2 separate regions of the Homo sapiens genome follow, and region 1 is linked to region 2. Evidence: chromatin loops called from intact Hi-C (ENCODE). Cell type or tissue: Calu3. All regions are shown on one strand. Links, peaks and the distances in the headings refer to the core of each region. The heading gives the core; the rest is flanking DNA. Region 1 overlaps NRG3 (neuregulin 3). Region 2 overlaps NRG3 (neuregulin 3).

What was found. Hi-C counts contacts between places; a loop is a spot of excess contacts. Peaks named below come from ENCODE experiments on the same cell type or tissue, not always from the same donor. Only the 100,000 strongest peaks of a DNase experiment are listed, where the experiment ranks them.
Region 1: it touches region 2 in a loop (2.2-fold over the local background); 4 of 110 quality-filtered maps call a loop at or near these places.

The regions. Positions count from the first base shown.
Region 1 is chr10:82,357,455-82,373,189 of GRCh38, forward strand. It overlaps NRG3 (neuregulin 3), which reads left to right. Exons shown (of 9, transcript NM_001010848.4): 2 at 1,285-1,414. Among named protein-coding and RNA genes, the nearest start is that of NRG3-AS1, 130 kb to the left of the region's middle. In Calu3, for the core only: no CTCF peak of the experiment used is centred there; no DNase peak of the experiment used is centred there.
Region 2 is chr10:82,157,500-82,173,234 of GRCh38, forward strand. All of the region lies in intron 1 of NRG3 (neuregulin 3), which reads left to right. Among named protein-coding and RNA genes, the nearest start is that of NRG3-AS1, 68 kb to the right of the region's middle. In Calu3, for the core only: no CTCF peak of the experiment used is centred there; DNase peaks (open chromatin) are centred at 5,492 and 7,052.

The DNA of each region.
Region 1 (15,735 bases), core at 5,432-9,431, 200 kb after region 2:
CTAGGTAATTTATAAAGAAAATACATTTATTTTTTGCAGTTTTGGAGGCTGGGAAGTCTAAGGTCAAGGGGCTGCATCTGCTGAGGGCATTCTTGCTGGCAAGGACTCTGCAAGCCCTGAGGCAGTGCAGGGCATCACATGGATAGGGAGTAAGAGCATGTCAACTCAGTCCTTCTTTCTCTTCTTGAACAGCCAACAGTTCCATCATGGGGGCCTCACCCTGATGACCTTATCCATTCCTGATTACCTCCCAAAGGGCCCCATCTTCAAATATCATCAACATATGATTTTGAGGATTAATTTTCCAACACATGGAATTTGGGAGACACATTAAAACAAGAGCGGTTAATAAGCTGGTATAATATCCCATGCTTGAATATTATTATTAATCTAAATCTCTGTAAAGGAAATTAAAAGCTTAAGCATTGAATAATTTTTTCTTCTTTGACTTTTTAAGTATATTTTTTGTTGAATGTTGTGGTGGAATTGGAGCTAATAGTTGCTTAAAACTCTGTAATTGGAACAATGTCTACATGTGGTAATAGAGTCTGTATCTTATAGATAGCACTTATTTATTGTTATTCTCATATTTGGGATGCAGATATTGATGTATAACTTAATTTGAAAATGTAAGTAATTATGATTTTAAGAATGCATGTTTAAGATATGCTAAAAAATGGCAATAATTGGTCCTGTTAAATATTTACCAGAAACATTCTTCATATTTGAGAATCTGTTTCAGAATTTAGAACATTTGCATTTTAATTACATAATAAAAGGAGAAAGTGAAAGAATAATTGGCTTAGCTATTAGCCAATTATAGCTGTAACTGAAAAAAAAATCCCCCAAACTGACATTGGATTCCACAGAACAGTCACAATATACATTGATCAGATGTTTAATTATATTTGGCAGCAATAAAGGGAAGGGAATGTTGTTTCAATCCTTCATACAACATGTTTGTTAAAACTGAAATTAATGAGGGTGGATTTGGGGTGTTTGACTTAGGATCATTCAGCTTTTAGTGTTTACTTGTCCACAAATGGGGCTTCTCCAGAGTGACTCCAATAGATAAAATTTAGTGGAGAAATAAGACAATTGAATATAGTGGTTACAGCCAGCTGCATTTGGTCAGTACCAAGGAGGGTTGGAGCTGTCTGTCTAGAGTCCCAGAGGTCAGAGCCCATGAGAAGGCCTCCATACAGAGATCCAGAGCCAGTGACAGGAGTTGTTGGTGTCAGAATGTACTGCTGACAGCGTTTCCCCCTGTGCTTTCCCTGACAGATACGACGACATATTCCACAGAGCGATCCGAGCACTTCAAACCCTGCCGAGACAAGGACCTTGCATACTGTCTCAATGATGGCGAGTGCTTTGTGATCGAAACCCTGACCGGATCCCATAAACACTGTCGGTAAGCCACTGAGGCCACTGATGGAAAGGGCAGGCCCGTTGCAAGGCGTGGGGGTGGAGGGTGCTGGCAGCATCTGGTATGTGTCATATCCGGGATACACACAGTCCCACCGTTTGAATAGCAGAATTGCGAGTCTTAATTTGGAAAGGGCAAGGCTGCTGCCTCTTTAACAGTGGAAGAAGACAAAATGGAAACAAAGTAGTTACGGTTTAAGTTTTACCTGACCAAGCAAACAAAGATTTACTTTTAGATCTGCAAAGTTAATGGAAATAATTATTTACACACTTTAGAAGCGTCTGTTTATGATGTGGAGCTTAGGCATATATCCTAGTACTCAGAAATAATCTGTTCTTGAGAACCTACAGACTGTGGCAGGAGAAGCAAACTGCTCATCTAAGATCTAGAATCTCAGTGTTTATTGTGAACCAACCCCAGAGACTTGAACTGTGTCCAGAGAGAACTGCATTTTATTTTGTTTCTGCCTTCCTTTATTAATTTCAGTACTTTTTCTTAACACCTCTGATGAAACACTCTCCAGCAAGAAGTTGTAAATGAAATAGTAGTCCTGTTATAGTCTAGGTAGAGAACTACTTGGGGAAAACTCCCAGTAGAGATCAGGAAGGTGTTTAATTGGTTTTTAGAGACATAAGGTTATGTAACTGCTAAAAATAAAAACAAGGGGGGATAAAGAGTGCACTTATAGACACTGTGGCTTTAAGACTCAATAGAAGAATCAAATTAACATCTGAAAAATATTTCTTACCAAGCTTTCATTTCCAGTATTACCCTGGTAATTTGTTTTTCTTTGCAATTGTGTATGCATCAGTGATCATATATATCCACACCCCTTTTCTTCTCTTTATTTACTCTTCTCGTATGACACAGTTATTAAATTAATTATTCTGAATAGTGAGGCATGGAAAATTATGACTTTTTTCTATTACTATTATAAAACTCTATTCCCATGTTGTTTCACTAAGATGGTGTAGAGAAATGCATTGTATAGTTATGAACTTAGAACATGCCATGCCAGCAGAAGCTGCCTGGATCCAAGAGCCAGGTTTAGTCCACAGGGAAGATGTATTGCCACACTGAGCAATGGCACAGGTTTGGAAGAACAGATACGTGATATAGTAGGAGGGCTCTGTAAAAGTTACCATATGTCCTGTGTCAGGACAAATAGAACTGTGACCTTTCCTCACCCCTGACATGTGGTGTTCATATATGACTTTGGCAGTGCCGCTGCATTCACCCTAGTTACAAAATTTGCACCCTATTCCTATGCTCTGCAAACCTGGGTTGGGGAAGAAGGGGAGTGGGGATTGTTTCTCTCCACACTCCTCCTCTCTCATATTTATTGTGACTGTGCATGTATGGATACAAAGCACACAAGTGACATTAAGACCTTAAGGGAAAATCCAGGAATGAGCTACTCCTTCAAAGCGTGATGTGCATGCAAGCTCTTTTAGATCCTCAACCATGTTACAGTGGCCAATCTAATGGGATAATCATTTGGAAGTGGCCAATGCAATCAATTATGTTTGAATTCGTAATCAATTGAAGAAGGGATGAATCAGAAGCATTAGCTAAAGTAGTGGCTTTCTTTGATGGTGTTTTACCAAGAGGAGGAATCAGATCAGGTCCCACCACAGTATGCAGGCTGAGATGATTCATCTTTTCCAAAAACTGAGACTATCAGGAGAACAAAGTAATTCTTCTTTTTCTGCATATGGCTATGCTGTATTCTTCATTACTTCATGAGTGTATGAATTTGCTAGGACTGCTGTTACAAAGTGCTACAGACTGGGTGGCTTCACTATGGAAATTTACTTTCTCACAGTCCCGGAGGTCAGAATTCCAAGATCAAGGTGTCAGCAGAGTTGATTCCTTTTGAGGCCTCCCTCCTTGACTTATAGATGGTCAAGGAGATGTACCTTATTATGTTTCCTCTGTAGGTGTTTGTGTTCAGAGTTGATTCCTTTTGAGGCCTCCCTCCTTGACTTATAGATGGTCAAGGAGATGTATCTTCTCATCATGTTTCCTCTGTAGGTGTGTGTGTTCCAAATTTCCTCTAAGGACATCAGCCATATTAGATTAGATCACATCCTCATTACCTTATTTTAACTTCATTACTTCTGTGAAGACCTTTCTCCAAATATGATCACATTCTGAGGAACTGGAGTTTACTTCATGTAGGGATTTTATATTTTTGTAGATAAATTCAGTCCATAACAATGAGTCTCATGTCCATAAAAGAAAAATCCTTTGCTTTTGTGAGATGCATGTACATCTCTAATTTTTGTAACACACATAAGCAGATATATACCTATAGTTTAAGTGAAATGATGTACATATTTAATAATTTTGGCCTTCTGTCTTCATATTTCTTGCATATTTCAGTACAGACAGCCTGTTATTTAACATAGACTCACAACATAGCTAATCATGACAAAAGACTAGCCTAAGACAAAATTGGAACTCGAGTAGGTTAATAGATGCCTATAAATCTCCTACTGGTGTGTATGAATAAATCACACATCACATGTGCCTGCTATTCATCTCTCAAGCTTTGCTGTGAATAAAAGGCTTACATTTGTTCCTGCATCAGCCACTTCTAAAAATTCCAATGTAGTTATTAATAAAGTGCCATTTTGTACAGCACTCTATTTAAGTAGTATGTTTCAGTCATACTCCTATTCAACAAATGTTTACTGAGCACCTCCTATCACTAAGATACTATTGAATAAATACATACAGAAATGAATTTAAAAATTAAATGTCACAGTGCTTTGTAATGTGTTTGGAGTAAGAAAAATACTTCATCGTTAGGAAATTTTAAAAAGCAAAATACTTCAGTGACTGACATGCTACCAGGAGTATGTTTATGACATAGTAGTTACTGGATTTTGTTTCAAGTTAAATAAGATGCCATTTAATAGATCTGAGCAGCAATATAAAGGCTTATGCATGACCCTGGCTTATTCAATAGTTTATTTTTTTGTGTCTCAAAAGATTAGACATCTAAATCTGAAAGAAATTAAAATTATATTTCCTAGATTAAAAAAAATTGTAATCCTATAATAAACTGCATCAAATATTTTTCTGTGTTGTGAAAATAGACCATGCTCTGACACATTTCTGTTTTCTTCTCAAGGAACGATAAGAACACAATTACCAAACTATTCGTGATAGAAATCCTGAAAGTACATGCAAAAAAAAAAAAAAAAAAAAAAAAAAAAAAGGACAATAATAATCCCAGAAAAGGGAGGAGTTGAAAGTGGGGGACATGTTTGTTTCTTCATAATTTTCTTATTCCAGTTCTTCAAGAAACACTTGTGGTACCAGTACTTAGAAATTATAAAGCAATTTAATTAAAAAAAAAAAACTTGACAGAAGGATTTTTAAAGAACAAGAAATAGAGAAAATAGATTTTCCTAAATTCAAAATATAATGTGTATATATATATGTGTGTGTGTGTGTGTGTGTGTGTGTGTGTGTGTGTGTGTGTGTATTTTATTTTTCTGAGAGGGACCCTTGCTCTGTCACTCAGGTTGGAGCACAGTGGTATGATCTTGGCTCACTGCAGCCTCAATCTCCTGAGCTCAGGCCATTCTCCCTACACAGCCTTCTGAGTAGCTGGGACTACAGGTGCTCACCACCATGCCCAGATAATTTCTGGGTTTTTTTTTTTTTTTTTTTTTCGTAGAAATGGGGCCTCACTAGGTTGCCCAGGCTGGTCTCCAACTCCTGGACTTAAGTGATCCTCCTGCCTCAGCTTCCTAAAATGTTGGGATTACAGGTGTGAGTTACTATGCCCAGCCTGAAAATATAAAGCCACAGATTATCCACAGGCTAATTAGTGAAAACAGATTGTGGTATATTGTGGGACTTAGTATAGAACAAGGCTTGATTCATAAACCAGAGGAAAATGAGAGACTGATTGTTCAATAAATGATTGACTATCAGGTAAATAGAATCAGAAGTGTATGTTGACCCCTCTTTCTATACCAAAAGTATACTAATGATTTCAAAAGTTAATGTAATAAACAAATAAAGCCTAAGGAAAATAATAAGTAAAATTACATGTTTATTTATGTTCAGCAATTGTAAGGACCTTGTGAGCAAATAAAAGCAATGGAAGGCAAAAATTAACAACTTTGACACAGCATTTTTTTATCTGAATATCATAAATCAGAAACAAAATTAAAAGACAAACTGTGAGGAAACCGAATAACAAATATGGCAAAGAATTAAAACCCTGAAGAAGTCATGTAGATCAAAGGGTAACATTAAAATAAAAGCTCAATAGGGAAATTGACAAAGGGGAGGAACATAATCTATCTAAAAAGAAATACAGATAACCAGCAAACAAATATACTCAGCCTCACAGAGAAATGCAAATTAGGTGTTTTTTTCCTATCCTTTATTTAAAGATTTTTAAAAGTGACTACTATACCCAGTTTGGTAAGGGGGCTGTGAAAACACGTGTCCACAAATACTACTTGAGGGAGTGCACTTTGTTAAATATTTTTTGTAGGTAATATTTTAGTATGTTTTAAAAGCCTTATACTGTTTTTTGTTTGTTTGTTTGTTTGTTTGTTTTTTGAGACGGAGTCTCGCTCTGTCACCCAGGCTGGAGTGCGGTGGCGTGATCTAGGCTCACTGCAAACTCCGCTTCCCAGGTTCACGCCATTCTCCTGCCTCAGCCTCCCTGGTAGCTGGGACTACAGGCACCTGCCACCACACCTGGCTGATTTTTTGTAGTTTTTTAGTAGAGACGGGGTTTCACTGTGTTAGCCAGGATGGTCTCAATCTCCTGACCTCGTGATCCACCCACCTCAGCCTCCCAAAGTGCTGGGATTACAGGCGTGAGCCACCACACCTGGCCCATAGACATGCTTGTGAATATTTATTTGTAGGGATGCTCACCACATTTTTATCTGTAATAGCAAAAATTTTTAACAAGTATGAATTATGAATTTAAATGTCTATATAAATTAGAATATATTTGTACATTGAATGAATTTTCACAGTGTTTTGAGGATATCCAATGGTCACTATGTCATGTTAGGTATAAAAATGTAATATGAAATTGCAAACTTGAACATATAGTAGAATCCTAATTCTGAAAAAAAAACTAAAAAGGTTGATAGTTTACAACTATTTCCTTCTTTCAACTTGGCAAATTTTCTAACATCTCTATATTACACATATATTTCATTTATGTAACACCCGGTTAAGAGAGTTGACTCCTGCCTCTAGTCTTTCCATTAAGAAATATAGATAGTGTCCTTGTCTCTTTAAAATCAAGGTCATTATAATTCACTATTATTGAGCTGATAAGAGAACTTTCAATTAAGTGCTTCCAGATTAAGCACTACTAAGTCTATTTGAATGTGTCTGCTCCTTCTTTTATTAATAATTCATTGATACTTTTTATAATAATTCTTTTTCATGTTGAAATCATGTTTTGAAAACATTAAAAACATTGGATTTAATAAAAGGTAGATACACCCCATAGAAATGAAGCTGGATGAAGAAGGAAAATAAGTCAGCAGAAACACTTTGAATCAAAATATTCTGAATAAAATCAGAATATTCTATGATCTTTTCATTTTTATGCCATTTCTAGAAATTTTAAAAATGTTGGCAATGGTGCTATGTATAATATACTGCACTAGATTGAAAAGAGGTAGCCACTGTAATTGAAAAGATTGCTACACATTTGAATGGACCAAATGTGTTTTAAGACCAAATTCAAGTAAAAAGGATGTGTCTCTTCTGAACTGAAGCTCATTAAATGTTTCACCGGCCTTCCTGCAAAAATGGATTTTCAAAACTTTGGAAAGGATAGCATTTAAGCTGAATTTGACCTGTATTGACCATTTTGGAAATCAGCCAAGCAATTCGCTTGAAGATACTTGAAGCACTTGAAATATGGAATTGCTGGAAAAAGAATAAGACAGCCCAATAGCTACCATTGCCCAGGGTGATACTTTGGTAACAGGACTGATGGCTTGTATAACAATCTGACATGCTGATAGGAGTTGGGGAGTGGGGGCAGCCATTGGGAAGGGCAAAGGGAACCCTAAGAGTAGTTTTTTCTCCCTATTATGACTGGCTGTCTCTGAGTAGGTTTTGAAATAAAAGCTTCCATTTTTAAGAGAATTGATTGGTCATTGCGTAACGACAATTCTACGATATAACAGGACCATCCCAGTTAGTGCTTTGCCCTGTCACTTTGGAGGTCCATTAGCTCTTCCATTCAGTGAGGGTCCTCTATATCAAATGGTTCTCCAGTAAGTGCTCTGAGAGCAGCAGCTAATGATTCCCTGTGGTTGAAGCAAGTCAGAATGAAAATGGAGTTTTGGCACACATCCCTGAATTCCATCGACAGGAGGGAATGAAGGCTAAAATATCTATAAATCCAGGCCAGGCTGCAGAGTCACTGCAGATTCCCTGCAGAGTGGTGTTAATAACAAGGTGAAGAACCTTAGAAGAATTTGCAAGTTCATCAAAGAAGTGTTCATGGGAATGATTGCCATAGCCCAGACATAATTTAAGTAATTTGCAATAGCCATATTGATAACAGGTGGTCTACCGATTGCTTTTGACAAGAGGAAATGAAGAAAGTTATAATTATTCTTCCTCTCTGTGGACATAGCTTGTCATGATAGTCTTAGAAACTCGGAAAGCAAGCAAACCAACAACACAATGAATGTTATTTTGTAATTCCATGACACTTAAGCAGTGGTTTACCTCTTCTAATTCGACCTCTTTGTATTAAAATTAGTTGGCAGTTAGTACATTGCTTTGGATATGGATATTTAAGTATCATGCAAAAAAACAAAAAAGCACATTCAACCAACACATCATTTAGTTATTAGCCAAAGATTACTTTATTTTAATGTTTTCTTCTGTGATTGGAATTTAGTTATTAGCCAAAGATTACTTTATTTTAATGTTTTCTTCTGTGATTGGAATTTAGTTATTAGCCAAAGATTACCTTATTTTAATGTTTTCTTCTGTGATTAGTGGCTCTATCTGAAGCAGGAAATGGTGTTTTTTAAGGAGGTCATTATGACTTGGGTTTGCTTTTGTATCCAAGAATTGACACAAATTTGTTTATTTAAAATACCTTCCCTGTGTGAGTTGGGGTAAGACATACAAGAGGCAAATGTGAGTGTTCAAAGCTGAGAGACCTGAGTTCAAAGTCCTACTCAGCTTTCTACTAACTCTGATTTTTTGCAAGTCATTTAATCAGAACCTTCAATATTTAATTTTTTTAAGATAGTCTAATAGTTGCCCCAAAAGGCCAATGAAAGAATTGAAAGCAACATATAGAAAACTATGACTGTGAAATAGATACTATGTATATATATGATAGCTCTTTCCTCTCTCCTTTATGCTCATATTGAAGCCAAGGAAAAGCATATTTCAAGAATCCCGTGAGAGAAATTGTACCAGTATCATCTGCCTTATTTAATTAACAGGAGACTTCGGTTTAAAAGTGGGGAGGGGCATGCCAGAGAATTCCTGTCTACTGTATATTCTCAGGACTCAGAATTCCTATCGCTAATTTTAATACTTTGACAAATTAGCAATTTTCTATTATTTGTTACATTCTGCAAGCATTTCTTGATTTTTCCCTCATTGCTTTTCTTAACGACTCTTCATGGGTTTAAAGGAAATATTATTTTTCCTTTCCTACTTAATCAGCGTAACGGGCCATAATTGTGTCAATAACATGAAATTGTTGTCGATTTTGCAATTTTGTGACACAATACAATAGGCTGTTGACTTTTTTATTTTTTTATTTTTTTTGCAGAAAAGAAAAATACACTTTCATGTGAAAATGTACACACTGAAAATTATAGATTTTACTTGTGGAAAATATATGATTCAAGAAAAATGAAGTGATTTACTTTTTTCTTAATTCTTTCCCAAAATAGTTTTCTGAAAGTTTAGCTATCTGTATACTTCAGTGTTTAAAATATGTAGGCACTAAAATTCTTAATGGCATAAAATAAAAATAATCTGCTTTACGAAAGCCTACAGAAAATAATTTAAAAGGAACATTTTTTAAACGCAGGATATGTTAGCAGCGAATATGGAACCCAAGATAAGCAAGGCGTGTTCGACTCTACCTAGACAGTGTCAGATCTCTGGCAGTTAGTACATTGCTTTGGATATGTAGCTTTTAGCTGCTCTCCTTTGTAAGTTTTAAGACCAGGCTTGTTTATGTATAACTATTCAATGTCATACACACACGGAGACGTGCACACACTCTTTTTGTTTGCTCCCATGATGATTTATTTACCAGCTGTAAAATGGGGATGATGATAACTGTCCTTCCTGGCAGTCATTGGACCATAATATATGTGAATGTCAATTGGAAGTTGTAAAATGCCATATAAATGCAAGATATTGTAGCTATGCAAAACCTAAAATTACCTAATTGATTTTGGTCTGTCCCTTAACCCTTATAATGAGAGTGCTAGCAACTAAAACACCTTGAAAATTACTGGAGTGTTTTTATAGCCAATAGACTCCAGAATTTATATAGCACTTAGAACTTTATCAAACTTTCTTTGTACTAGTCTGATTATTTAAAGAAGATCTCACTATATAATGATGTCTTTAAAATATTTAATTTTAAAAAGATAAAAATCTTTTTAAAAGATAAATATTTTTTAAAGATAAATAAGAATATTTTTATTTCCTTGCAGACTCTTTAAAAAGTGTTGTCTTTTTGTCTTCTGTTTTTCCTAATAATTCTTATTTGGTCTGGCTGGTTGGATTCAATGCTCCACTGCTACTAGCAGACAAATTATACATATTCTTGACCGAACGTGGTGGCTCACGCTTGTAATCCCAGAACTTAGGAGGCTGAGGTGGGCAGATCACATGACCTTGGGAGTTCAAGACCAGCCTGGCCAACGTGGCAAAACCCAGTCTCCACTAAAAATACAAAATATTAGCCAGGTGTGGTGATGCATGCCTGTAATCTCAGCTACTTGGGAAGCTGAGGCACAAGAGTCACTTGAACCTAGAAGGTGGAACTTTCAAGGATGCAATAAGCCGAGATCATACCACTGCACTCCAGCCTAGGTGACAGAGTGAGACTCCATCTCTAAATAAATAAATAAGTAAATAAATAAATAAATAAAACATATTCTCTGTGATTCAGTTTTCTTATCTGTGAAGTGGGAAAAACAATATTACTACTTCCCAGGATTATTTGAGGCTTGATATAGGTAAAGTTGAGATGCCTGGTATTGAGTAAACACAGGGAATTTGGGGTAAGTCCAGTATAATATAGTAAGTTACAGGTATTGTTACTTTATCTGCACAGCTTTGTTGACAGGTCAGTGTACTTGTGTCAGAACTTCTTGATAGGTACTCAGAGTCTCCCAGCACAGTGAGTCTTGTGCAGAGAGTTCAATTTAGATCCACTAATGGGAATAAAAGAGAACAGGCACAGATACATTATTTAAAAACACAATAATACCAGATCGTGCACAAGAACACATTTTAGAATCAAGGATCATTGTAATTATTCAAGTAGTAAACTTAAAAGACAGGCAGAAATAGGAGGCCACCTTTTGTTAGGGGAATGCTCCCTTTTGACAGTTCCTGAAGAAAAAACATGGGAAAAACACTCCTTACCACCTACAGTTTAGGCCATTCCTGCTGTTGACCCTTCAGATGTGTCCCCGAACTGCCTCACCAGGCACCTGCTTCCTGCCTGAGAGTTTCACTATCTTGTGAGGGATGGGACAGTCTGGAAGCTTCTCCCATGCAGACAGAGCAGAGAGAGAATTATGCAATATTTTGTATCCCAGATAAAATTATATAGTTTAAGTGGATTATGGATTATTTCACCAAATTTATTTTAAAAATTAAGAACATATCCATAAATATTATTTTAGCCAGAGATGATCTATCAGTACAAATGTGAACAGTAACCTTGGTACCACAGGCCCCGCCGTGCAAGCTTCTTGGGTAAATATTTCAATAAAACCTTCTCAAAACAGGATAAAGATGGCTCAGCTGTTCTGTGGACTCTGCCGAGGCAATGAGGGAATTTGCCGTGTCCTTCTGTGGTCTGCCCATCTCTGGGGCTACTGAAAGGATTCTTCCTCCAACCTAAGTTTCACAGCATCAGGCAGCACTTCTGGGTTCCTGAGCATGCTATTTCTTTCCAAATCACTTTTGTCTGATCATCATTTACAAACATAAAAGATGGCTTAAGGGCCAAATCACAATTTTTATGCGTAAACCAAAATGTCAGTGTTTGTGTACCAGACTAGGGAGGCTGACACCAGGTTCTACATGCTTCGCCTCCCCACTAAACTCTCTCCTTTATTGTCCCAGTGGTTCAGGAATTCAAACTGCTTCAAAATAAGACATTTAAACTCTGGCTTTATGTACTCTACTTATTTTTAGAGATAGGTTCTTGCTCTATTGCTTAGGTTGCAGTGCACTGGTACAGTCATGGCTCACTGCAGCCTTGACCTCCTGGGCTCAAGTGATCCTCCTTCCTCAGCCTCCCAAGTCACTGGGACTACAAGTGCACACCATCATGCCTGGCTAATTTTTTAAAGTTTTTGTACTGGTGGGGTCTCAGTATGTGGCCCAGGCTGGTCACAAACTCCTGGCCACAAGTGATCCTCCTTCCTTGGCTTCCCAAAGTGCTGGGATTATAGGTGTAAACCACGGTGCCTGGCTTAGCTCCCAAAACTTTTCAGGCATAATGGGAAATTTTAATAACTTTCTCTGTAAAATAAGCATAATCCAAGGATGTTCCATGATGAGTATGACATATACTTGACCTAATTATAATTTGATTACACTCAAATTCATAGAAAAGCAAGACTATCATATACTATGTGGATTTTTCTTAATGTAACTTTCACCAGAATGTACAACCTCTGTATTGTTATCCCCACTTTGCAGAAATCAGCTGTGAGTTTCCTGAGTCACTCAGTGCTAGCAGGCTTTGGATGATAATGAAACGAGAGAGTTCCCTGACATATGACAGGGGTGTGGCTCACCTGTTTTTGGTCGTCCCCCAGCTGAAACCCCTGAAGGAGGGGAAGCATGCAGAAGGGCAGTGCAGAGGCGGGGGCAGGTGCTTTGGCTCCACAGTGGTGTCTGGAGGTGGATACCTGCAACCCTCCACGTTACAAAGCTCTTTCAGTTTTGCCATCTGCAGATGGCTTGAGTGTTAATCAGCTCAGTGGACCCTCTGCTTTATCGCAAGGGCAGGGGGCCAGTGTGACAGCCTTCTGTATCCCAAGCTCTTGCCCAGTGGCTCAGAAGAATTGGATCACATGCAGGCTGGAAGGATGAGTGCAAGGTTTTGTTGAGTGGTGGAGGTGGCTCTCAGCGAGATGATGAGGAGCTGAAAGTGGGGATGGAGTGGGAAGGTGATATTCCCCTGGAGTGGGGCTGCCCAGTGGCCAGCCTCCTCCAGTCACCCCCTGCTGAACTCCCCTCAGCATCCAGACATCCCTCCTCTTCTCTTTCTCTGCCGCGTCGTTCTGCCATTGCTGATCTGCTGGTCTGCCCTGGAGCTTGTGGTTCAGGGTTTATATGGGGGCAGGATAGGGGAATGGAAAGCCAAAAGGCAACTTTTTGGGCATGAAAACAGAAATGCCTATTCTTATTCAGGGATGCGGGCATCTAGGCTTAAAGGTGGGGCCTTTGCCAGGGAACCACCCTCTTCAACCCAGTATTTTCCCATTTCCTGTCCGTATCAATAAGGTAGAAGAGAGCGCCCTAAAACCCATTCTTTTCACTGTATCCCAACTCTGTGTCAGTGCACGTTAACATCCAACTACTCTTTTATTTCGTTACCTATGTACCTACGTATTACTTGAGAAAACTAAAAAATTGACAGAAGGGCCAAGCATTCCTTGTTTTATAGAAAAAAGCCAAAGACAGTGTTTCCAGAGTTTATCTCAGAGTAAATCTCTAAAAATATGTTTATTTTTTTAATGCTCACAGCGATTCTGGTGGCTTTATGAATATCAGGAAAATATTTCTACTAAAGGCAGCTTAAAATCCACCTTACAAACACACACACACACACACACACACACATTCACACACATGCATATACACACAGTCTGTTTACTAGGTATCTGGCATCATGCAAGACACTGAGGTTCAGTGGCAAATGAGACCAAAAGTTCCTTCTTGTCAATAACTTGCTATAAGAGCACTGGGAAGCCAACAGAATCTAGTGTGGAAGGGAACACAATGGGCAGATTCTGACCATACTGGGCAGTGAAGCTCATATTTGGGATTATAGGGAAACGCATTCTAGGCTGGTAAACTGAGGGAAAATATCTTCCTCAACTATATAAAATCCCTCATGCAAGTTTTATCAAATGAGAAATTAAGGATAAAGTGAAAGGAATAAAAAAGATGAGAGCATTACACCTGGTTTGGGGAATATGTTTTTAGAAATATACATGCCATATGTGAGGCTATAGAATGGCACTTTTTGTTCTATTTTATGTACACTCAGAAGTAAATGACAATTTAATACATTCTTTTATCATTCTGCCAATGTTTATTAAGCATTTTCAATGTTCCGAGTCCACTGTAAAGTGGTAAGAATATAGTGATGAATGTTCTCAGAAAAACTCATAAGAGAGGGGTTGAGTTGGATATTTTCTACTTCAATTCAATATGACAAGTTCTGTGATAGATATGAGCTATGCTCATATCTGTTTTGTGTTGCTGTAAAGGAATACCTGAGGCTGGGTAATTTATAAAGAAAAAAAAGGTTTCTTTGGCTCATGATTCTGATAGTTGGGAGGTTCATGATTGGGCATCTGCATTTGGTGAAGGTCTCAGGGTGCTTCCACTCCTGGAGGAAGGTGAAGGGGAGCATTATGTGCAGAGATCACACAAGGAAAGAGGGAACCAGTGGTGAGGTGCCAGGCTTTTTTCAACACACAGTTCTCTTGGGAACTAAAGAATGAGAGCGCACTCTCCTCTGAGGGAAGGCATCAATCTGTTAATGAGACATCTGCTCTCATGACTCAAATACCTCCCAATAGGCCCCTCCTCCCAACACCCCCACAATGGGGGTCTAATTTCAACATGAGAGTATGTGGGGACAAACAAACCATATCCAAATCATAGCACTCATATGTACATAGAAGATTCCAAAAATCAGTGCTCATGAAGCCAGGACGGGCTTCAGAGAGGAGATAACACATTAATTTGCATTTGGAAAGATAAGAGCCTTTTTATTTCTCATTTGGAAGCCTACTCTTGCTGGCCAACAAAGGCTTGGAGAGTTGAGCTGCTATTGGAGAAGTTTCTCTTTAAATCCAAGAGGGAGGGAAATTTCAAAATTACTTTAGATGCAATTAGAAGTAATCAGCTTCATGTCATAAATTTTTGATGCAATTGGTCCCTTCCTTTCTGGATTATTTTTTCTCTCATGTCCAGATGGTTCTCACAAACATATCAGAAGATGATGACATTTTTAATTTCTTTCACTCAAGCTCTGAATTTATCTGAATGGAAAGTATAGAGAAGAGTGCGATTCTTCAAGCCTAACAAGTATATCACACTGATTAAATTATGAAATTAAGATTTTTTAAATTCAAAATTAATGTATAACTTTTATCTACATATTTGAGATATTCACAAAGACAATTTTATTGTTCCAATCAAAAATTAATTGTATTAACATTTTATTATTCATGTATTTATTTATCCTGAGAGTCTTGCTGTGTTGCCCAGGCCAGAGTACAGTGGGGCAATTTTGGCTCACTGCAACCTCCACCTCCCTGGGTCAAGCAATTCTCCTGCCTCAGCCTCCCACCTAGCTGAGATTACAGGCATGCACCACCATGCTCAGCTAATTGTAGTATTTTTAGTAAAGACAGGGTTTCGCCATGTTGGCCAGGCTGGTCTCAAACTCCAGGCCTCAAGGGATCCACTCACCTTGGCCTCCCTAAGTGCTGGGATTACGGGCATGCGCCACCACACCTGGCCTGTATTAGCATTTTAGATGTAGGAAATGATTTTTCAGTTCTAAAATTTTCCTAAAGAATTAAACATATCCACTTAAGGATGCGTTGACCACTGATCATTGTTGAATAATGAAACTTTAGGGATACTTACTGGCACATTCAAGTGAAAATGTTCTACAATTCCCTAGGTAGTATTTCTTTTCTCTAACTGAGCTGCTGCGAGGCTCGCATAGGGTGAAAGTAAGGTAACTGTAAAGGATGTACCTTGTTATGGGTCAGGCAGCAGGTTACCATATTGGCACATATAGCAACACATGC
Region 2 (15,735 bases), core at 4,893-8,892:
GTGTCTATGGACATCTATTTTGCAAAATACAGCTATTCATAAACTAATCCTGAAATCATTTAAAATATTGCAGGATCAATTCAACATACCTATACAGTGTCAATTCAGGGAGGTCAGGAAAGTCTGTAAGGGAGAAATGGAATATTAGCTGGGAAGCATGGGGAGAATCCAAACAGAAGGGAGGCAGGGAATAGGCAGAAGAATGACAGACATGAATACCATTGGCAGAATGTTTGTGGTGTTATTGTAAGTTAAAATGTTAAGGGAGAAGGAGGCATAGAAATTTGCTTTCCAGGTGGGAAATTTGATCAAGAGTCTATCTTTTAGGAAACAGACAAGATGGAATATAGATCTTCCAGCTTGTAGTATGTTTCAAGTGTTTTAAGAATACAACCCAAACATTATCAAGTGATGTTTTAGGCAAAGGAGAAAGTAATGTGCATGATACTGAATGTTCCTGTGAGCATCAAGGAACGTGATTAGCATCGGGAGCCCTGTGAAATTGTCTAGGTCACTCACATACCTTTGTGTTCCTTTAGGATTATTACAAAAAACACTCCTATCAAGGTAGTTTAGAAAACATGATCTCCATTTAATAGAAAGGGGATATTTTGTTTTTCTAGAGTGGTAACTGAACCTTGATAAGGAAAATATGCAGAAATGAGTGAAAAATGGGGCCAAGTTGTTGACTACATTGAATAAAATGTTAGTCAACATCAAAGTCCTTTTATGAAGGAAACTGAATTAACATGTCATTTATTCATTGTTACAAATAATTTTCAGTTAAACAAGTGAATATTTTCTCCAAAATGGCTCTAAATTTAATTGTCATCTAAATGTTTGAATATTTTGGCTTTTTTAGTCTCCTGTGAACATGTCTGTTGGTCTATGGTGTCTCACGGTGTATGTGCTCCTGTGAGCATGTCTGTGTGTATGTCTATGTCTGTGTCTCCGTATGTGTTGTATTTGAAAGTCTAAAATAGGAGGCCCTTTAAGAGAAGTGTTTATGATGTTAAAATCTCAAGTCTTTTCATGGAAGTGTGTCTGCGCAGGTAAATTGGATGTATATTTCTCTCTGAATGATCTGACTGTTGGGTTTAATAAGGCTATAGCTGATGCCAGTTGTGTTGAGGAGTTTGCAAATTTATTGTCAAATAAACTCTCCTCTTACACTGTTTTGAGATCATTCCTTTGGGCTTATGTACTTTTTCTTCACATGTAAGTAAAATGCCACAAATGCTTACTCTTGAAATCCTGAGAGAAGTGGCATATTATTTTTATGGGAATTGTACGATTCTTAACCACTGTCCTTGATTAAAATAAGAGCCTTTTTTCCTTCTTAAACCTGATCATTTTCACACTGGAAATGAAATCTTTCATGGGGATTAGTTTACTCACTCAAGCTTTCCATTCAGATGAAGGTGTGAAAAATACATGACAAGAATATTATTTAAATGCTCAAACTTCTGCATGAAGAGCATGAAACAAGAAGAAAATGATAGTCTTTAGCTGTAGATAGGTTTCAATTTTTTTTAGTAGGCTTCAAATTCCTTTTAAGACAAACAAAAAATTAAAATAGAAGACCAACTATGAAAATAATGATTTGATTTAATCTAAACTTCCATGAAGGCTGCAAGTTACAGATTAGGTGCATCACCTGAAAGTAACATTGCTGATTGCATAGCTTTGGAAGCTAGGTTCAATGATGTATATGCAAGTAACTAAGTTTCATATGCAATGGTTCTCTATTGCACTCAGGAAATTAGCCTGGCATTTAAAGCCATTCATCATCCAACCTCCTGACCACTCCAACACTATCTTCCTTCACTCTCTCAGCACTCCAAATATCTCTAACTGCTTGCAGTTTCCTGAATATATTACTGGTTTTCAAGTCTCTAAAAATGTTGCTTTCCCTGTCTGTCATGTTCCTTTTCTGTTGTTCCATCTATTGGACTCATCCTTTAGGATTTCATTCCGGAATCAGTTTCCTTCTCCAACATCTTCCTTTGGGTTACCTGGGTGGCTAACGCCCTCTGTTCTCTCATAGTACCCTGGGTTCACTCCAGTCATAGTTCTTTATACAGAATATTTTAAGCATGTTTATTTTTCTGCTTCTCTTATTAAGTAGAGAGAATCTAAGAAATAGAAACCATGCCTTCGTTAGTTTTTTAGTCCCATAGCATCAGGCTTCATCCCTGGAACATAGTAGGTGCTCAGTCAACTTTGTTGAGATAGACTTTGTGAGATGCAGCAGAATCAAGGAAGGTAAATGTCCTGGGTTCTATACAGAGGGAGTTAAAAATACAAATAAGAAGAAGTCACTCTTCTAAAGGAACTTGAAAAGGAAAAGATGCATAATTATCTTAAATATAAAGCTATGTGTGGATGCTGTCAGATGTTCACCTGGAAAGAGTCCTGGAATGAATGGAGCAAAAAATTCAAATTTCTTTTCACTGAGAGGTGGTGGAAAGCCTTCATGAATAAAGAAACATCTTGAGCTGAGCCTCAAGGATCCTATAAGAGTTGTTTATTGTTTGTTTGTTTGTTTTAGTGGATATTTACTGAGCTCACATAGCCTGTAAGAATTTAAGCTCTGTATTACCACTATGGTTGACAAGTGTGAATTTAATTAGCCCTTTTCAAAAAAATAATAAAAAGCAATCCATTTTACCTACCTAAACACAATAGAATCATCTAAATATCTTATTTTCAGTGGTTTTCTGATAGAAGATAATGCACTTATTCTGAAGTCCTGTCCCCTAGCAACACTCTTCTTCACCAGTCTGCTAATGGCTTGGCAGAAGAGGTAAACTCAGTTTTGGGGCAAAAGTTTTTTAAGCAGGAAATCATGCAAAAGTATAAACAGCAAACAGATTTTAAATTCTGAAGGTTCCTGGGAAAAGTCATAGGATACTGAATGCTTTGTCATGGCTATACAGATGAAAACATCGCTAAACAGAGTGAATCATAATAATGGATTTTGTAAGGAATTTCTTTTTTTTTGTTTTGTTTTGTTTTGTTTTTGAGACAGAGTCTTGCTCTGTTGCCCAGGCTAGAGTGCAGTGGTGCAATGGAATTTTTAAGGCATAGTTCTCTGTTTGCTTTTAACCCAAGCAAGAAGAAGAAATAGGACTGTAAGAGAGACAAGAACCCTATCAATTTGAATAACTCAGGGAATAGCAAAGTATTTGACTTTGAATGCAGGATTTCTCTAAAACATTGAATATTGAAGAGAATATTTTAAGGATAAAGACCAACATTCAGTTAGTTCTTGCTCAGTAAATGTGGTAGTAGGGAAACAAGTTCAGCATGTGATCTAAGTACTGGCACATGAATGAACAGCAAGGCTCATAAACAGCCAATGAGAAAATGAAGCTCACTGTTAATATGGGAAATATAAACTAGAATAAAATTATATTGGAAAAATTTTAAAAATATGTACAATACCTGGAGCCCTGGGGGTATGGAAAATGTGTACTATAATACACTGTTAGCGAGGTTAGACGTTGGTGAAGTCTTTCTGTCTTGAGACAAAGTGAATTGGCATGCTATTTCCTGAGAGAGGAAGACTGGGAAAGAACAAGGTATAGGGAAGTATTAAAAAACTAAGAATTCTATTTGGGAAATTTTAAAAGATTATTATCAAGAATTCAGGTGGGGATGTCAAATAAGCCATTGAGCCTGGAGCCCCAGGAAGTGGTTAGTGCTGGAAGAATTGGAGTCACCGGCATAGAGAAAGTACATGAAGTTATGGGACTTTAGTTATCAATCACTAGTTTCATAACTAGAGGTTGGTTAATGGTCTGCTATTGCAGGGTGCACTGTTCTCAGAATTTGTGTGGATATGATAACACAAGTCCTGAGTTCCAACTTTAAGGAGCATGAAATCTTGTTTTAAATACAGAAGCACCGACTATGGGGCAAGTGGTCCATTAAATATATAAAGCAATCACTTCCCCTTTTTTTGTACCTTTAGTAGGCCAGCACTTTGCATACATTGGCTATAATCTTCACATAGACATGCCGAGGTAGATATTTTTTCCCCAGTTTTACTGATAAGAAATCTCAGGCTCTGAAAGGATAAGTGAATTTTATATTAATACATTCACTGGATAGTAAATGGAGTTGCTGGATTTCCAGTCCTGGTCTATCTCATTGAAAGCCTGTTCTCTTTTCAACTGCCTTTCAGTAACAGGTGCTGTTGTCACTGAATCCTTAGCTTCCTGACCCATACTATCTGAATAATGATCCCTACATACTTCTAGGAAAGAAAGATATCAACTGCAATTACCCCTATTTGACAGATGGAGATCCTGGATTGCTCTAAGTTTAAGCAAAGCAATTAAGCTTGGCCAAGGTGTCTGCCATGGGAAAGCAGATTCACTCCATTGCTTCTTAGATTCAAATACTGCAATGTATTGATTATTGCATGAATATATTCAGTGGCTTGATATAACAAAGTGGCCCATCACTCTTGATCATTCTCAATATCAGTGTGCCCAAACCCTCAAATGACTTGCCGGAAGCTTATATATTAAGGGAAACTTCCAGAATGCAATGGAAAATGAAACTTTGTTTCACTAGAATAGATTCTGTTCTTGAAGAGAGAATAGGACAATAGATTTGGTTTTCATGGATCAATTCTCATTCTTCAAAACTTCTGCAATTATCTGTCGAATTTAAATTTAGCTCAAGTGAACACTAGTTTCCAGGATGGGTTCAGGAGCTCAAACTTGATAGCTAAAGGAGAGGTGAATGGCTAAAATACCTCCATTCTTGTGAGCTTAAATTTATACATAAAAGTGTCAAATCACTCCACAAAATCACTGAGCTTTCCTTTTTATTTTACTTTTTACATTTAATTGCTGGGCAGTTGAACATTACAGGGCAGGCTACTGCATCAGTACTAGGTGCCTTGCTCTGCCATCATTTTGTCAGTTGTTCTGTGTGTCAAATATATTATTCTGTTTGCAAAAGTCAGCCACTGACTTTTAACATTGTCATCATCTCATTCTATTCCCCACTCCTTTTTGGGCAGAGTAAATCTTTCTAAAGACAAGGGCAAGAGAAGTCACTAAGTTATTGGCTGCCCTTTTTCACTGAACCCAAAGAGAATACATTGAAGTGTCAAGTGAGTGAGCTTCCACCGCTTCTCAGCCTATCATCATTACTGGCAGAGAAACCAGTAAGTCAACCCAAGACAGCAACGGAGATATGTAACTATGGGATGTGTTGCTTTCAAGAGAATTGCAACTCAGAGCTCTTTCTAGCACGTGGAATCAATTTAACCCTTTTATACATAAGCCAAAGTCCTCCCTTCATGACTCAGTTATTTGAGTTAATAAAGCTCTCCAAATCTGTCTAGTCCTTTAGCTAAACAGTGTTAACTAAACCATGTGAATCTCCTCCTCTAATTAACAGCTACTTTATTAAAATGCTATTGCCCTGTTGGGAACTAGTTGGCAGGGTGACAGAGAATGGAGTTTGTGCTATGGACTATTGATTTTCAGTTAAATTCTTACTGTGCTCTTGGCTTTCTCCTGCTTGTGGCTTAAAGTACCCAAACCATTCAGGCCAGCAAAAGAGGCCACTTTGCTCTCCCTGGTTTTTATTGGCCTCTTTTCAGAAGGTCTAATTAACCTATGGAGTCTTCCAAATTTACCGACAGCTCTTTCATATTAATCTCTCTTCTAATATAAGAAATTTCTTTTTTAACCTTCCACTCAAAAAGATTATTTCAAAAAGTGCCCACAACTGAAGGAGTGACTTAATCAGGTTCTCAAGGAAAATGCCTCTCTTTACTTTGCACCTTAAGCTCTGCCATTGTTATTTTATGTTTTGTGCATATATGAACTTTTCATTCCTGTCTTTAAAATATTTATCAGTCATATAAAATTTGGATAATGGTGAGAAGCACAAAGAAGGAGATAAAAATCAGCAACCAGATACCAACTACAATATTGTAAATATTTAGGCAATATAGTCCTTGAGGACTTAGATTTTCGATTAGACATCACTGTCATTCATTACATCAGTAGGTGAATGAGACAAATTAATTCAGGAAGCTATAAATGATGGGAAATCTCTGGTATGTCAATGTAGGATAGGTGAAGGCTGGCAAGAGAGTTCTGGTTTAGAAGTGGTTAGAAAAGATCTCTGTGAAGGCTGAGGAGGAGCAATCTAGGCAATGCCTCCAGGTAGGAACATGGTTGTCCTGATTGAGGCTAGGACCTTTAGAGTCATGGACAAGGTAGGCCGTGGTTGATCTTAGGTTAGTAATGCAGGAGAAGACAGTTCATGTATGCTTTTGGTACTATGGTGAGGAATTCAGATTTTATTTTCAGTGTGGTGAGATGCCATTATTGGGCTTCAAGCAAGGGACCTATATGATAGGGTCTATAGGTTTTTGTTTCTCTCTTAAAATTTTTTTTTTTTTTTTGAGATGGAGTCTCGCTCTGTTGCCCAGGTTGGAGTGGAGTGGTGCAATCTAGTCTCACTGCAACCTCCACCTCCTGGGTTCAAGTGATTCTCCTGCCTCGGCCTCCTGAGTAGCTGAGACTACAGGCATGCACCACCATGTCTGGCTAATTTTTGCATTTTTATTAGAGATGGTGTTTCACCATGTTGACCAGGCTGGTCTCGAACTCCTAACAGGGATCCACCTGTGTAGGCCTCCCAATGTGCTGGGATTACAGGCGTGAGCCACAGCACCTGGCAAAATTTTTTAATTGGTACATAATATTTGTACATAATTATGGAGTAGATGTCATATTTTGTTACATGCATAGAATGTGTAATGATCAACTCAGGATATTTAGGATATTCATCACCTGGAGTATTTATCATTTCTGTGTGTTGGAAGATTTCAAGTCCTCTCTTCTTGCTATTTACAAATGTACAATATATTGTTGCTAACTCTAGTCACCTTATTCTGCTATGTAACATTAGAACTCCTTCCATCTAACTCTACATTTGTACTCATTAACCAACCCCTCTTTATCACTCTCACTCGAACCACTGCCCTTTACACACACACACCCTCCCCAGCCTCTGGTATGTATCATTTTACTCTCTACCTCCATGAATAACTCTGGCTGCTGTATGGAGAATGGATTTTAGAGAGCAAGAGTGCAAGTAGCAGGGGGGAGATTTGGAGTCAAGAGATGGCAGTACTTGGCTGAAGGTTGGTAGTGAGAGGTAAGAAAAGAAAACAGTCAAGAAAAATGATATTTTTGCTTATTCATATTAGGAAAACTAGGTGGGGAGCTAGTTTGGGGAAGGAAAGCAAATAAGAGTTCTGGTTTTGGACATGTGAACTTTCAACTTGGTTATAGTAGTGTGGAATTCAAGGGAGAAGTTAGGATTCAAGATATAAATCAACTAGTAAAGGAGAAGTTATAGGAGTTATTATAGTATTTAGCCTTCTAATCTTTTTCATGGTTTGATTTAATATTTTTAGAAAAGACTGGCACTCTAATATCTGTTTATGCCCTATATAACTTATTTATTAAAACATGGTATGTGCATTTATATATCTATGTATAGATAGACATAAAAAATATTTTCATGTATATTTTTATATAAGTACTATATTGCATTCCATTGTATGGATGCTACCATTTGCTAATCAGTTCTCTACAACTGGACATTTATGCTGTTATATTTTATTAATTTATAAATGTGGTAGCTTTTCAATAAATCTTGACAAATATTCAGTTTTTTTTCTAGAACAAATTTTCAATGAGAAGTAGTACTGGGAGAAATTTTAAGAATTTTTATATAAAAATACGATTTGCATTCCATATCAGACACCTAATGATGGATGCTCAATAATTATTTATTTGCAGACTGATTACAGTCTCATTAGGATTACATAAAGGTGACATTTTCTCTTGGCTTTGGCAAAACCGAATAGTGCAATTTATAATAATGTCAATTTTGTAGGCAAAATAGCTTATTTATTTTACATATGTAAAATTAGGGAAATGTTAATATTTTTCATACTTTTCATTAGGCATTTGTTCTTTTGTAAACATTCACTCATAGTTGTTTCCTGCTTTTGAATAGGTGATCATTTTTTTCCTCATTGTAAAAACTCTAAATACATATAGAATATTTAAATTTTTATCATAAATATATTACATACTTGTTTTCTTTCATATTTGTTATTTACTTCTTAATTGCATTTGTGAGTTTCTTTTTTTTGAGAGGGGGCGTGACAGAGGAATGTACAGGAGACTTTAGTATTTTATGTTGCTAAAGTAGACTTTTAAAATATTCTAAAGGAAAATAAGCCTTGGAAATCTAAGAATTATTTTTTGTGAATTGAAAAAATTCTCAATATTCCAACAGACTCAAATAAATAGCTGAGTAAAGCTAAGTACATCTAGTCAACATTTTAAAATCATCTTCCCATTTGTTTTCTTGCTATTCATTTTTTATTTGTCCCATCTGTTCTTTGTTCTCTTTTCCTGTTTTCTACTTTTTTTAGATTAATTGAATTTTTTATTTTTATTTTTAATTTATTATTAATTTTTTTTGTGATGGAGTTTCACTCTTGTTGCCCAGACTGGAGTGCAACAGCGCGATCTCAGCTCACCACAACCTCCGCCTCCCAGGTTCAAGCAATTCTCCTGCCTCAGCCTCCCCAGTAGCTGGGATTACAGGCATGCACCACCACGCCCGGCTAATTTTGTATTTTTAGTAGAGATAGGGTTTCTCCATGTTGAGGCTGGTCTCTAACTCCTGACCTCAGGTGATCCGCCCGCCTTGGCCTCCCAAAGTGCTGGGATTACAGGCATGAGCCACCAGGTCCGGCCTGATTGAATTTTTTAATGATTCCATATTATGTTCTTTGTTGACCTATTAGCTATAAATCTCTGCTTTGTATTTTAGTAGCTGTTTTAGGATTTTTCATATATCTCTTTAACTATTAAAATCTATATTTGTGATATTATAATACTTCATGTGTAGGAAAATTGCCTTACAATAAGTTTTTTCATTTTGCCTCTCCTGGTCTTTGTGGTATTGTTACATATATTTCACTTTTGCCCATATTATAAATACTATATTGCATTGCTATTATTTTTGTTTAAGCAATCAATAATTGTTTAAGGATATTTAAATAATTATGTCTATATATACACACATATATATGTATATATAGAAAAATATATATATTTACTAATTTAGTTACCATTTCTGGTGCTCTTCATTCTTTTGTTTAGATCAATATAATCATCTGGTATTATTTTCCTTCTGCCTGGAGGACTTGCTTTAACATTTCAAGTAGTGTGGGTCTGCTGCTGACGAATTCATACAAATTTTGTAAGTCTGAAACAGTCTTTATTTATCTTCATTACTGAAAGGTATTTTTTTCTCAGTAGTTTTTTTTTATTCCCTCCTTGGTATTTTAAAGATGTGCTTGACTGTCTTCTTGCTCGCATTATTTTGATAAGAAATCTGCCATCTTTCTTATCTTTGTTCCTATGTATGTAACGCATCTTTTCTCTCTGCCTGTTTGTAAGATTTTCTTTTTATCACAGATTTTTAAAAATTTGATTATGATGCACCTTTATATAGTTTTATTCTTTTTAAATTATTTTTTCAAATGTGGCTTCTATTTCAACTGATTGAATTTTTTCTTCCTCATTGGTCTTATTTTTCTGCTTTTTTTGCATGCCTAGTAATTTTTTATTCAATGTCAGACATTGCAAATTTTACTTGTTGGGAGATTTTATTATTATTCATAAAATTTTTAGTTTTATTCTGGCATGCAATTAATTTACTTGGTAAGTGTTTCATTCTGTTAGTTCCTGTTTTTATGATTCGTAGGCTGGACTAAGGCAGTATTCAGTCTAGAACTTATTATTTCCCTCTCCTTATATATGACTCTCTCAATAGTAAACAAAATGATTCTTAAGTCTGAATATGACTTAGTGGCAGTGGCATCCAAAGGGGCAGGGTGATGGGAGTGTTCCACCCTGTAGAGAATTTTATAATAATTGCTGTGTTTACTGTAAAATTTTATAAAATATGTATAAGCTTCATATTAGCACATTATTATTACTTATTATATTTTTTATATGAAGGTTAATTCAGAGAACTCCCAATTTCATAATTATCTCCTAGCACACATGGGCTCAGCCACAGTTATTTGTTTTCAGAATAAGTTCTTTTGGGTTTATCATTGTTTAAACTTGTGATAAGCGTTTGTTGTACTTTTGTAAATATTTGCTTATATTTACCACCTTCTTTTTAATACGTGATTGTTTTTGTTTTTCTCATTTTAAAAACTCCAAATACATAAAGATTATTGAATGGTGTGTTTATCATAAATATATTTCACACTTGTTTTCTTTTATGTTTGTTATTTACCTATTAATTGTATTAATGGGATTCTTCATTTTTTTGAAGGGGGAAAGCGTGAGAGGGATGTACAGAAGAGTTTCTTCTTTTATATTGCTAAAGTAGCCCATCTTAAGATTTTTTAAAGGAAAAAAAAACCCTTGGAAAACTAAGAATTATGTTTTGGAAATTGAATATTTGTCAATATTATTCCTCCTCCTTAGACATGACTCTCTTAATAATAAACAAAATGACTATTAATTTAACTCTGAATATGACTTTGAATATTTTCTCTTTGTGCAGCCTAAGATTGCTGCATTTGTCTTCTTTCTATGGTAGTACCTGTTTTCATGTAGGATCGTTCCCCTAAATGTTTGTCAACATTTGGCTGTCTGCTTATATTAAAAATGCTGTGCTTGAAACCTATTCCAAGGCTCTCCGTGGGTAGGTGGCTGGGAATTGTCCATTTGGCTTCTCTCTTGGAAGATCCCAGTAGGAAACCCTCAACATCAGTATCTTCAGGTCATATTCTTTGGAGTGGTCAGAGTCCCCAGAGAAAGAAAACATTCCTCCACTCTTCTACAGATGTGAAATACACTTGCCCATCAAAATATGGAGAGATAGATGAGGAAAGAATAATGAAAGTATCAATACATAATCTCGAGTTTTGAGCTTTTTCTTTTCTCACAATGTTACAACCTCATCCAACCAGACTACCTAGAATAGTGATCATGGTTGACATGTGCAGTCCTCACCTGTGAATGATATACCTCAGTCCTGGGGATTTCTGATTTACCCTTTGCAGGGAATTACCCTCCCATCTGTTTCCATAGTGGTGCAAGGTAATTAACCCAGCAGTGTGGAGTGGCCTAATGTGAGAGAAAGTTCTGTTTGTTTCTTAACCAGATTCACAGAAGTTCTCCATTTTTAAAATTGTGCTTTCTACATCCCAATTTTAGAGGTATCATTTCTGCCATTTTCTCAGATTTTGGAATTTTTAGAATCTAAATTGAGTTTCCATCAATTTTTCTGACTTCTAGATAAACTGTTCACCTTTCTCTGGCCTGCTGAGTCAGTTACATTATTCTCTGCTTTCTAGCATCCAAAAGGTGTTTTGTTGATTCTTATACCCTTTGTTCTTTTTAATTCATGCCTTCCTACAATTCCTTTACTAGAGATTTATTGCAGTTTCATGATGAAGTTGACCTCAGTACTGTATTCAGCTTACCATCTTAATACTCACATATCTGCAAACATCTTTCCATAGCAATTATGTGAAGAAAGCGACGAGCATATGTGTAAAATTTTATTTCAGCTTCATATTGGTATCTTTATGCACACCTGTGTAGTTCTTTTATTCTTATAATTCTAAAATGTTGGCTAGATGTACTTAGGTTTGTATAGTCATTTGTTTTGAATGTTAAGAATTTTCAATTTACAAAAATACTCTTTTTCAAGAGTGGCTATCTTTTAGGATATCTTAATCATTTTTTTTCCCACTTTTTAAAGATCTGGTATTTTCTTAAGGAACAATTATCTATATTTCAGAATTCTATACTCATCCTTCTTTATATATTATTAGTTTTTGTAACTTTGTATCTTTTGTTTTTCACTTCCCTTCTGAATTCTAAAAATGTTCTTGTGTTTTAATTTTTTTAATTTTTTATTTTTTTATTATACTTTGAGTTTTAGGGTATATTACTTACATCTCTGTAAAATGAATTTTGCTTAATACTACTTCCAGTGTAAATTTTGATTCTACAATTTGATTTGTACTCTTCCTTAAAATATTTCTTTATTTCACCTATCTTTCTTATAATTTCACTCATTTTGTTTTGCATTTCTACTTGCTCTCTCTGTAATATTTTTCCTGTTTTCTTAATATTCATTTATTTTTATTCTCTATTAAAGATTATGTGTAGTTTCTTCTAAGTTTTTCTGATCTTTCAGTATATCATTTTTATTATTCTGTTTTTTCTGAGTCTATTGATTTTTCTTTATATTGTTTTCCAACATTTCTTATTTTTTTCTTTATTCACCTTTAAATGAGGTAGGATTTTGGTTGATATTTGTTCTACTGTTAGCCTACTTGTGTGTAAACAAATTAGCTTCTCAGATAAGATTTCAAGACTTAAGTTTTTCATGTGTGTTTTTTTTTTTTTGATAGACCACTGATCTATGGATATGAGATATTTTCTATCTCCACTGTTTTGTTCTTTAATTCTCTGAACTGCTGTAGTGCATTAACAAATGTTAGTTTCTGGTTCACTTTTCTATATCCAAATTCTATACTCAACACATTACCAGAGATAACTTCACAACAGAATAGACCATTCTAATGGAGTCCCATCTGTTCCTGGCCTATGGGTTTCTGAAATATACCACCTTTTCTCTTGTGCAGAAAAATGGCATGGGTGAGAAAAGGTCTAACATAATGTTCAGCTCACAGAGTACTACTGTCCAAAAGACAGAGAGAGCAAGCATGTGGCCGGGTCTTCAGATTAGTAGTTACTTGACTTCTGAGTCAATAAACAGTAAGTAGGTAATATTAAAATCATAGCCCAACATTTTTCAGGCAGTACCTCTGTATTCCCTTGAACTTAATATGCGTCTTGTCCAAACCTGGGTATTTATTTTCTCCATGAAAATCCATATGGTTCACCATTCAACACCTGATTCTGAGTCTCAGCTTTTTCATTTATTAGTTGTTTGACCTTGGGCGAAGTCTCACTAAAGCTTAATTTTCTCATTTTTAAAATGGGGAATAATTGTGAGAATTGAATGAGATGATGTTTATAAAACTTGTGGTATATATATATATATATATATATATATATATATATATATATATGTAAATATATATAGGTATATAATAAGCATCATTAAATGTTAATGGCCATCATTACAAATAGAGTCAGCTTTTTCAAAATTGCCATTCGATTGCCAGCCTTCAGTTTTGATAGTATTGTGAGTTTCCATATTTTTCTTTTTCTCACCCCCAATTGATATTCCAATCAGAAGGTAGGAGAAGTCATATTATAAGTTAATATTGTTTCAATCCAAAATCTCTTTAATTTTAACATTTCTATGTTAATTTGATTTATGGGTGTTGTCAGATTGTTTTATGCAGTCTGAGATCATTTGTCTTCATGTGAAGGAGCTGAAGACATTAATATTGATTATGATAATAGATACTCTGGCTTTATTAGTGTCATTATTTTCTATTTTCTTTCATTTTCTTTTCCTCCCATTTTTGTTTAATTCTCATTTAGTCTCCTGGTGCAATTCAATCAATGTATTTGGTATGAAGTATTTCAAAAATAGAAGTCCCATTTTTGCATAAATTAAAATAATGTGGAAAGTAGAGACGCATCAAATCAATCATTCTTTCTCCCCTAGTTGCCTGGCCCAGTGATGTACTAAAAGATGAAGTATACTCCTTACTAGCAAGGTTTTTCCTCTCTTTGCCCAGCAGCCCTACCTTACTTCCCACCAACATGTCCTCCGAGCCACACCTTCCAGGATTTAAAGCACTGCTTCTACTTTGCCAGCACCAAAGAAAATCTGTGTAGAGAATTCTTGGCTTAGTTGCTCTCTGATAGATGCTGTATAGAATGATATAGGTCATAAATGGGAGTATGATGGAAGGGGAAGCAGTTATCTTGCAGCCACTAAGGACCTGGAAGCAAGATGTTTCCTTCATCAGAGCAGGTTAAATTCAGCTGCGAGTATTACAGTTCAAGTTAGTGGCTTAAGCAAAATAGAACTACATATTTCTTCCATGTAGGAGTAGTTCAGAGGTAGGCAATTCAAGAATTCATGGTTCCAGGAACTCAAAAACTTGCTCTTGTTTCTCATGCCTGGCTGCTTACATAACCAAAATTGCTTCATGATTCAAAATAACTGTTGATATTCTGGCCACTGCATCCACGTTTCATGTAGCAGGAAAGGTAAAGAGGGAAGAACAAGGATATCCCTTCCTTTTAAGAGAATCTTAAGAAGTGTCATGACAACACTGCTTCCTATATCTTATAAGATCTTAGTAGCCACACCTGGTTGTAAGAGGTGATAAGGAATGACATTTTTATCACTCAGCAATGTGCACAGCTAAAATACCAGGATTCATTTACATCAGAATAAAGGTAAATGGAATTTGGGCTAATTATTGCACTGTGACACATCTGTTCTGTGTTTGGGGTTGATGAAAATGCCCCGTATCACATCAGTAGCAGCCAGTGATGGAAATACCAAGTGTGCTCTGAACACCTGCATGGGGTTTCTATTGAGGAAGTGAGACTCAAGCTTACTGTTTCCTGCTGCACTCCATTGGAATTAAAATTGGTGAACAGATTTCTATGATTCCTGCGCTCATTGCTCTTTTTATCCTATTAGTGGACAACTAATAAACAAAGAGAATTTAAAGTCAAGTCTACTGAAGTGGCCAACCGTGTTGTCTAAAAGGCTAAGAATGTGAATGTTTTCTGACAGGTACATTACAGCAGTTTTCATTTTAAAATTTATACCCAAGAATATGTGGGTTACTGCTTGTCTTTGATTTATTTTTAATGTGGACAATGAACCCCAAACATGAAGAAGATGGTTTGGCGAAATGTTTGTAACATATGTCCTTTGGGAAGTGGCTTCATAAACTGGAGAATAGAACAAGAAATCTACGCTTAAATCTCAGCTTCAAGACTTCAGGATCCCAAGTGGTGATCCTGGGGCTACTGCTAAAATTCACTGAGATTCAGCTTGATTATATATGAAAACAGAGATCACCTTCAATCTCATCAGCCACAGAACCTGTCACACTGTGTGCATCTCTATCTCCATGCCTGGGGTCATGCCTTTATGCATGTAAATTTAATGGTCTCCTCATTCTAACTTCCTATAAGATTGAAACACAGAGGTCTGCGGGGCCTTTCCCGCTTGACCCATAATGTAATGTAAAGACCCATCCTAACACTGGCCTTGTGATGGGCCCTCCCTGTCTCCCTTCTTTTACATCATTCCCAACAAAAGCAACCCATCATAGTTATTTTACTAATAGTTGAGTAAAAAATGTAAAATTACCTCTCTCTCTATTACTTTTAGAATGTATAAAAATCAACAGGGAGTCTTCACCACAGGCTCCTAATATGAAAGTGTCTGTGCAGGAAAATCCATAAGCTAGGGTGACTTTTGAGTTAAATTAAATTTTATGGCTCAAAAAATGCTTTGCTTGGTTTTCACTACCATTATAAAGCAAAGAGGATAATTTCAGATTCAGTTTCTACAAAGGATTGCTTTGGGTTGATACAGGCTTTATGTTAGTGGCATGGAAGTATTTGCATCTGCACATTGATATGTAGTGAAATAGGCTGTAAAAGATAAGATCAATTTCCTGTT